Regions from separate parts of the Mus musculus genome. Here region 2 is linked to region 1. Evidence: chromatin contacts called from ENCODE Hi-C or POLR2A ChIA-PET data. All regions are on one chromosome and are shown on one strand. The core of a region is the stretch at or near the end of the contact, and the rest is flanking DNA. Distances in the headings are between cores, read along the strand shown.

Region 1 (2,984 bases), core at 36-2,535:
ACAAGATTCTTGGGATCCCGTCTGGGGCCAATGAGGATGAGATCAAGAAGGCCTATCGGAAGATGGCCTTGAAGTACCACCCAGACAAGAACAAAGAGCCCAACGCCGAGGAGAAGTTTAAGGAGATTGCTGAGGCCTACGATGTGCTGAGTGACCCTAAGAAGCGGAGCCTGTACGACCAGTATGGTGAGGAAGGTAAGGAGACAGAGCACCAGACCCCGTTTGTCTGGAGCCCTGGGTGAGCCCTGGTTCTCGGAGCAGCAGCAGCGTTGAGGGAGGCAAGTTCCCTCACTTACCTGGCCCCGACTCACTCTCCTCCCCACCACACTCTTCTCCCTCCCTCATCCCCTTCTGGCCCTAGAGAGGCCTGGACACTGTGCCAGAGGCCTCCCCCTCCCCCCACCTTCTTCCCTTCCCAGCCTTATTAGTCCTGCCTGAAGTGCCCGCTGCTTCATTGGCTGATCAGAAAGGTTGGGGAGAGAGAGAGAGCCTGTGACTCTCTGAGGACGGCATTTACATTCATCAGCATAAAAAGTCTGGCCCCTGACTAGCCAGCCAGCGAATTAACTCCTAGAGTTCTGAGTGGAACCGGTTATTGCCACCCCCCCCAACCCCCCTTAGGATGGCAGAGGAAGTGGCAGGGGTCCAGGAGTGGAAGGGGAGATGTTGCTGGCATCTTACCCTCTCCCTAGGGCAGCTGGTGGCCCTGCACAGGGAGGGCAGCAGGAAAGGCCCAAATAAAGTCCCTGGGAGGGTGGCTCCTCCCAGCACATCCCACAGGCATGATGCAGCTGCTAATTCTGGGCCTGCCCCTCGGGGCGCCTGCCACCCGCCAGCCATGGGCACCTGTCAGGCTATATTAAGAGACATTGTCACAGCTGAGGACTCTCCTTACTGGGAAGAACTGTCCTTCCTCCTAACGACATCCTCCGCTCTTTCATTGTCCCCTTCGCTTTCCCCAGTCTACCCTCAGAATGAACCAGGCTAAATGACATGTACTATTCCTGATTAAGTGCAGGGGCTCAAGAGAATGTTCTTTGTGTCACCTCTTCATGTTGTGTCCTGCTCATCTCTGCCTCTCTCCTCCCTGTGCCCCATCTTCCCGACCCCCCCGCCGACCCCCCCGCACCCCCACCCCCGCTTTAGTCTCCATGCTGCGAGCTCATCCCATTTTTCCCTGATTATTCCCAGACTTGTCAATTCTCAGAGAGACCAGGCACCTGCTCAAATCCCCAGCATCCTCCCAGCTAAGTTGGGAGGATGGGAAGTATTGGGAGTGGGAAAGAAGGAAGCAGTGCGGGCACCACACCCCCGTGTGGCCAGTCTCAGAACTGCATTCGCTCCTGCCCTTAGCCCAACCTTTGATAGGAAGATGGGAGAAGCTACCCAGAAACTTCCTCCCCCACCTCAATCGGGACAAAGCCCAAGTGAAGGCAACACTCAGACTCGGACCCTAAGCCTAGACACTGAGTTCTGGGGTAGATCAAGTGCACTGTGACCCAGGGAAAACCTCTGAGACTGAAGGAAGGAGAAGTAGCCTTGAGAAGTCAGTTATATTGCCGTCCACCCTGCCTCTTCCTCAACAGCCAGCCAGAATCATTGTACCAGAGTTTGTGTGCAGCACTGGCTTGGCTTGGGACAAGTTGTTCCCTGCTTGAAGTGGGGTGGGTGGTGGAGTAGGACTCCCCACAGTGAGAATCACCCCCCTGTTGTCATCTAGCCAGCCTCCTGCTCTCTCACCAAGCTCTGCCTAGCTTCTTATACTTGCTTCACAGCTGCCCTTCAACAGGGAGAAAGAGCAGACCCTCTCCCCCAAGTCTTAAGAAAGGGGTTAAGAGGCAGCTGCCACGAGCCCCGGAGTGCCTGCTACTTACATGGCCTCTCTAATGAAACCCAAATCTGTCCTTGTGGCCCCATGAAACAAAACAAAACAAAACAAAACAAAACATCATTTAAGCCCAGGTTACCAAGACAAATTGAAATTTTAGATAAAAGGCCTCACAAAAAGCTGAGAATGTAGCCTAGTGCTAGAGCACTTGTCTAGAGCAGCGCACAGCCCTAAGTCCCACCCCCAGCACTAAATAAACAAGCCTCAGTGAGAGAGGCCCTTCCTCTAGCCTGGACCCCACCCCTGAATCTACAGGTCCCAGATCAGTCTGTGTTAATCCACATCCTTCCTACAGCTCCACCAAGCGTCCACCATCAAAGCGCCATCCAGAAATCCAAGTCCCTCTGACAAGAGGGAGCAGCTGGGTTATCCCTTGCTTGGTGCCATTGACTTGTGGTGGTTGCTCCACAAGTCAATGTGGGATACAGGGCTGGTATGGTGTTACTCTAGGGCACTGGTCCATTATAGTCTGTGTCTGTACAATATGGGAATGACAGTCCCTGAAGCTGTACAATACTAGATCACAATATGCAAATAAAGTGACTGGTATTTTTTTTCTAGAGAAAATAGCTCCTCATTTTCTTTTTTTGTTTGGGTTTTTTTTTTGTTTTATTTTGGTTTTTGTTTGTTTTTATTTTTCGAGACAGGGTTTCTCTGTGTAGCCCTGGCTGTCCTGGAACTCACTCTGTAGACCAGGCTGGCCTTGAACTCAGAAATCCGCCTGCCTCTGCCTCCCAAGTGCTGGGATTAAAGGCGTGTGCCACCATGCCTGGCTCAGCTCCTCATTTTCATGTCAATGAGTTTTCTTGATTTTTGAGAACTCTTGATTTCCAGTTTGAGCAAACTGTAGGGAGAGAGGAAGCAGAGTGGAATTAGGGCTTCCTCCTAAACTGTATCCACACTAAATTCAGGACAACTCACTGATTCGCCTCCTCTGTGGCCAAACCCTGGCTGTCTCGTAGAGATATGGGAGTCAGGTGTGGCCAACAAACCAACCTTTATGAGGCGTCTTTGGACTGTGAGTGGGAATAGTTATATAACTTAAGTCATGTCTTCTAAGTCTCCCAGTCCTGACTTTCCCATGTATGGGTTAACT
Region 2 (3,042 bases), core at 201-2,700, 86 kb after region 1:
CTACATCAGCCATTGCCTTCCTTTCAGACCACACCTTGCCATTTCACCAGGCCCCCTTCCGAATGAGACCCTAAGAACATTCCAGTCCTTCATGTGGGTGAGATGGCTAGAAAGCGGAGAACGCCAGTAGTAGCAGTGTCGTGAGAGTATGACCTGTTCTCCTTTCTTCCCCTCCTAGTCTCCACCCAAGCTTTAAAGTTCAAGAAGGGCGTTTTCCTGAGCACCCCAATTTCCAGGTCATCTCAGTTGCCCTCCTGAGCCCTTGCCTCGAGGAAGCCAGGTGATGACATGATGCCCTACTTGACCCCAGCATGCTGGCATCTGCTCATTAATCCAGAGTCCTATTAGTTCCCTCCCTGCCCAGAGACGCTCGAAGACTCACTCCTCTGCCACCCAGCTTCAAGCTGACTCATGGGGTAGGACTGCCGGGAGAAGGGACAAGCCAGTATAAGCCAAACCTCGCCCTCCATGCTGGGGATGGGCAGCAGCTGGCATTAAACAGCTGTGCCAGACTGTGGCTGCCAAGGACTACAGCTCCCAACATGCCGAGAGCAAGGCCAGCAAAAACAACAAGTCCCAGAATACCATGAGGTCTGTACCCTCAGATACTTGTTAGACCTGGGAGGTGGGAGAGGTTGTGGTACAAGAAGAACACCTAGGCTCATTCTATCCTTCCCTTCACTCTCAAGACACCCATTTTTACCCTAAGGAAGGTTAGGGTAAGAATTCCTACCCATGTGTTTTCCACTCTTATCCTGGGCAGAGTCCTGCTGCTCACTGCTGTACATTTTGTCCTCACACAAGTCTACACACGCTAGGGTGACTGTTCCCAAGACCACTGTTCTGAGTAGAAAGGTTAATCTCTGCTTTCACACTCGCTCTCACTCTGGCCTAGAGCCCTTCACCTTTAATAGAGAGGGAGCAGACCTCAGAAACCCCTCCAAACTCAGACGGGGAGACTCACCTTGACTCCTGGACTCCTTGTTCTGGACGATTCCTCCCACCCCCTGCTTAGCCTCCCAGGTCGGTTCTCATCCCTTCTTCACAGTCTGGGACAGGCCCCATACCCTGCAGAGGTTTTGGAGATCTGATCCTTCCACCTAGTACACACTCACCCCGCTCCCAAATTGGCTCCGCCGCGGTGGCCGCTGCTCCGGGCCCTTCCGTCCCGGTCCCGTCCCCGTCCCGGTCCCTCCCCTCGGATAACCAGTCCCCCCTACTACGGGCCCCCAACCCAGACAAAGGGTGGCTTAGGCTGAGAGCCTTGCTCTGCTTGGCCCTTCCCTGATCAGCTTCGTGTGCAACACTAGCGGGCTCTGGCGTCCGCAGCCCCTCTAGCTGCTGTTGCACCCCTCCCTGCGACGGTCCCTCCCCGGGGCCGCCCCGGCTCCGCGCCGCAGACTCAGCTGCCCCTCTGACTCACAGGCCATTTCCTACCAGCTGATGGGGCCGCCCGCCCCGCCCAGCGCCCAGCCACCCCCAGCACTGCGACCACGGCTGCCACGCCCCCCTCAGACCACACCCTCTATGGGCAACAACTATGTTCATTGGCCCAGTGGAGGCCAGCCTCTCAGCAACCTCAAGCGTGAGTCACGCCCTCTTCAAGGAGCGCACGCCTATTGGTCCACATAAGGGCAGGCCTACCCAATGTCGCTCCGCCCACCTCCTTAACCCTTTTTCTGTCCAAGTCCTAAGCAATTCTCTGCCCTGTCATTTAACCCCATTCAGACTTCATTCTCTCAGGGCTCAACAAACCTTTCTCCTCCACACTTCCTGTTCTGAAGTAAATTAATATGAAGCTCCAGTGTGTTCACAGATAAATCTCAACAATCTCCAAGTCACACCAAACCCAACCCTACATATCCCCAAGCCCATTCGCCCCCACATCCCGAAACAGCTCCAGGTAAAAGGGTTGCTATCGAGTAAGCTTTCTACAAGAGCAGGAAAAAAAGACCTACTACAGTCGTACCTTATTTCTATCCATACTGAAAGATGGCATCCTCTCCCACCCCCTTTTTGTCTTTGTTAGAGACCCCAGGAGGCTGACATTTCAGGGACTCTCAAAACCCTTCCGAGACCAGGCTTTGGAGCACTCTTTGCTGACAGGCCTCTGCTCCGAGGAAACAGAGCATCCTAAGAAGTGAGTTAGAAGGCCTTCTGCCCAAAGTCAGATGGAGACCAAGTTCGTCTTCATGACTCACAGCTCCCTCGAAACTCACCAAGCTCCCCCTGAGTCACAGGGCCCCGGGCCCAGCCCAGAGCCAGCCAAATTAAGCAGCATTATAGTCAGCATCCCTAACCTTTGTCCTTAGCTCTGTAAATAACCAGGACGGAATTTTTGCGAGGACTGGGCATTCACAGACACTTTTTACAGGGAGTGCTCTCGAGATAACCTGAGAAAATGGATAGCCTTGTCTACTTTGTCTTCTGAACTTATCAGCAAGTCAGACAGGTTGTCACCAACTCAGGCCTTTTCTCCCTGTCGGTCACAGAAACAGGGAACAAACAGCAGAACCAAAGGAAGTAGAAGCCAATGCTTTGCCTATGCTATGAGTCCCCAGGACCATTAGTTTATTACTGGACTGTAAAAAGAGGGCCCCCCCTACTTCCTCTCTGGGTTTTACAATTAATACAAGTACACAACAGACCTCTAGTATGCTTTCTCCTTACCTCTACTGAGTAGGAGGAACTCCCTAAAAAAGACCCCAGCTCCCTAAGATTGAATTCCCTGCTACGAAGGAGCAGAATTTTTTTGGTTTTCGAGACAGGGTTTCTCTGAGTAGCCCTGGCTGTCCTGGAACTCACTCTGTAGACCAGGCTGGCCTCGAACTCAGAAATCCGCCTGCCTCTGCCTCCCAAGTGCTGGGATTTAAGGCGTGCGCCACCACTGCCCAGCAGGATTTTAAAAAGTCTCAAAGCCCTAAACACAAGTGAAGAATCAATATGAGAATCTATTTGTCTTAGCAAAGCTCACATCTTAGGAAAATTCTTGGCAGCCCTCATTTGTTCTAACTATAATTTCAAGCTTTAGTTTTCTACAAA

The links. A loop is a pair of places that touch in the nucleus more often than their neighbours do. ChIA-PET counts read pairs that join two places held with the same protein, here RNA polymerase II (POLR2A).
Region 2: a map of T-helper 17 cell shows a loop between it and region 1 (2.6-fold over the local background). The contact joins the promoter of Fam214b here to the enhancer-like site in region 1. A Hi-C loop is called at or near these places in 1 of 37 maps with a recorded cell type or tissue (T-helper 17 cell). POLR2A ChIA-PET finds 5 or more read pairs at or near these places in 1 of 5 experiments (embryonic stem cell).

The regions. Positions count from the first base shown.
Region 1 is chr4:42,953,191-42,956,174 of GRCm38, forward strand. It overlaps Dnajb5 (DnaJ heat shock protein family (Hsp40) member B5), which reads left to right. Exons shown (of 5, transcript NM_001355438.1): 3 at 1-195. Among named protein-coding and RNA genes, the nearest start is that of Dnajb5, 4.8 kb to the left of the region's middle. Within about 2 kb of position 1,286, at least 1 of the 3 ENCODE cell types and tissues checked has a DNase peak (open chromatin) inside an H3K27ac peak, as active enhancers do.
Region 2 is chr4:43,038,851-43,041,892 of GRCm38, forward strand. Fam214b (family with sequence similarity 214, member B) reads right to left here and starts at 1,451. Exons shown (of 9, transcript NM_001253353.1): 1 at 1,116-1,451.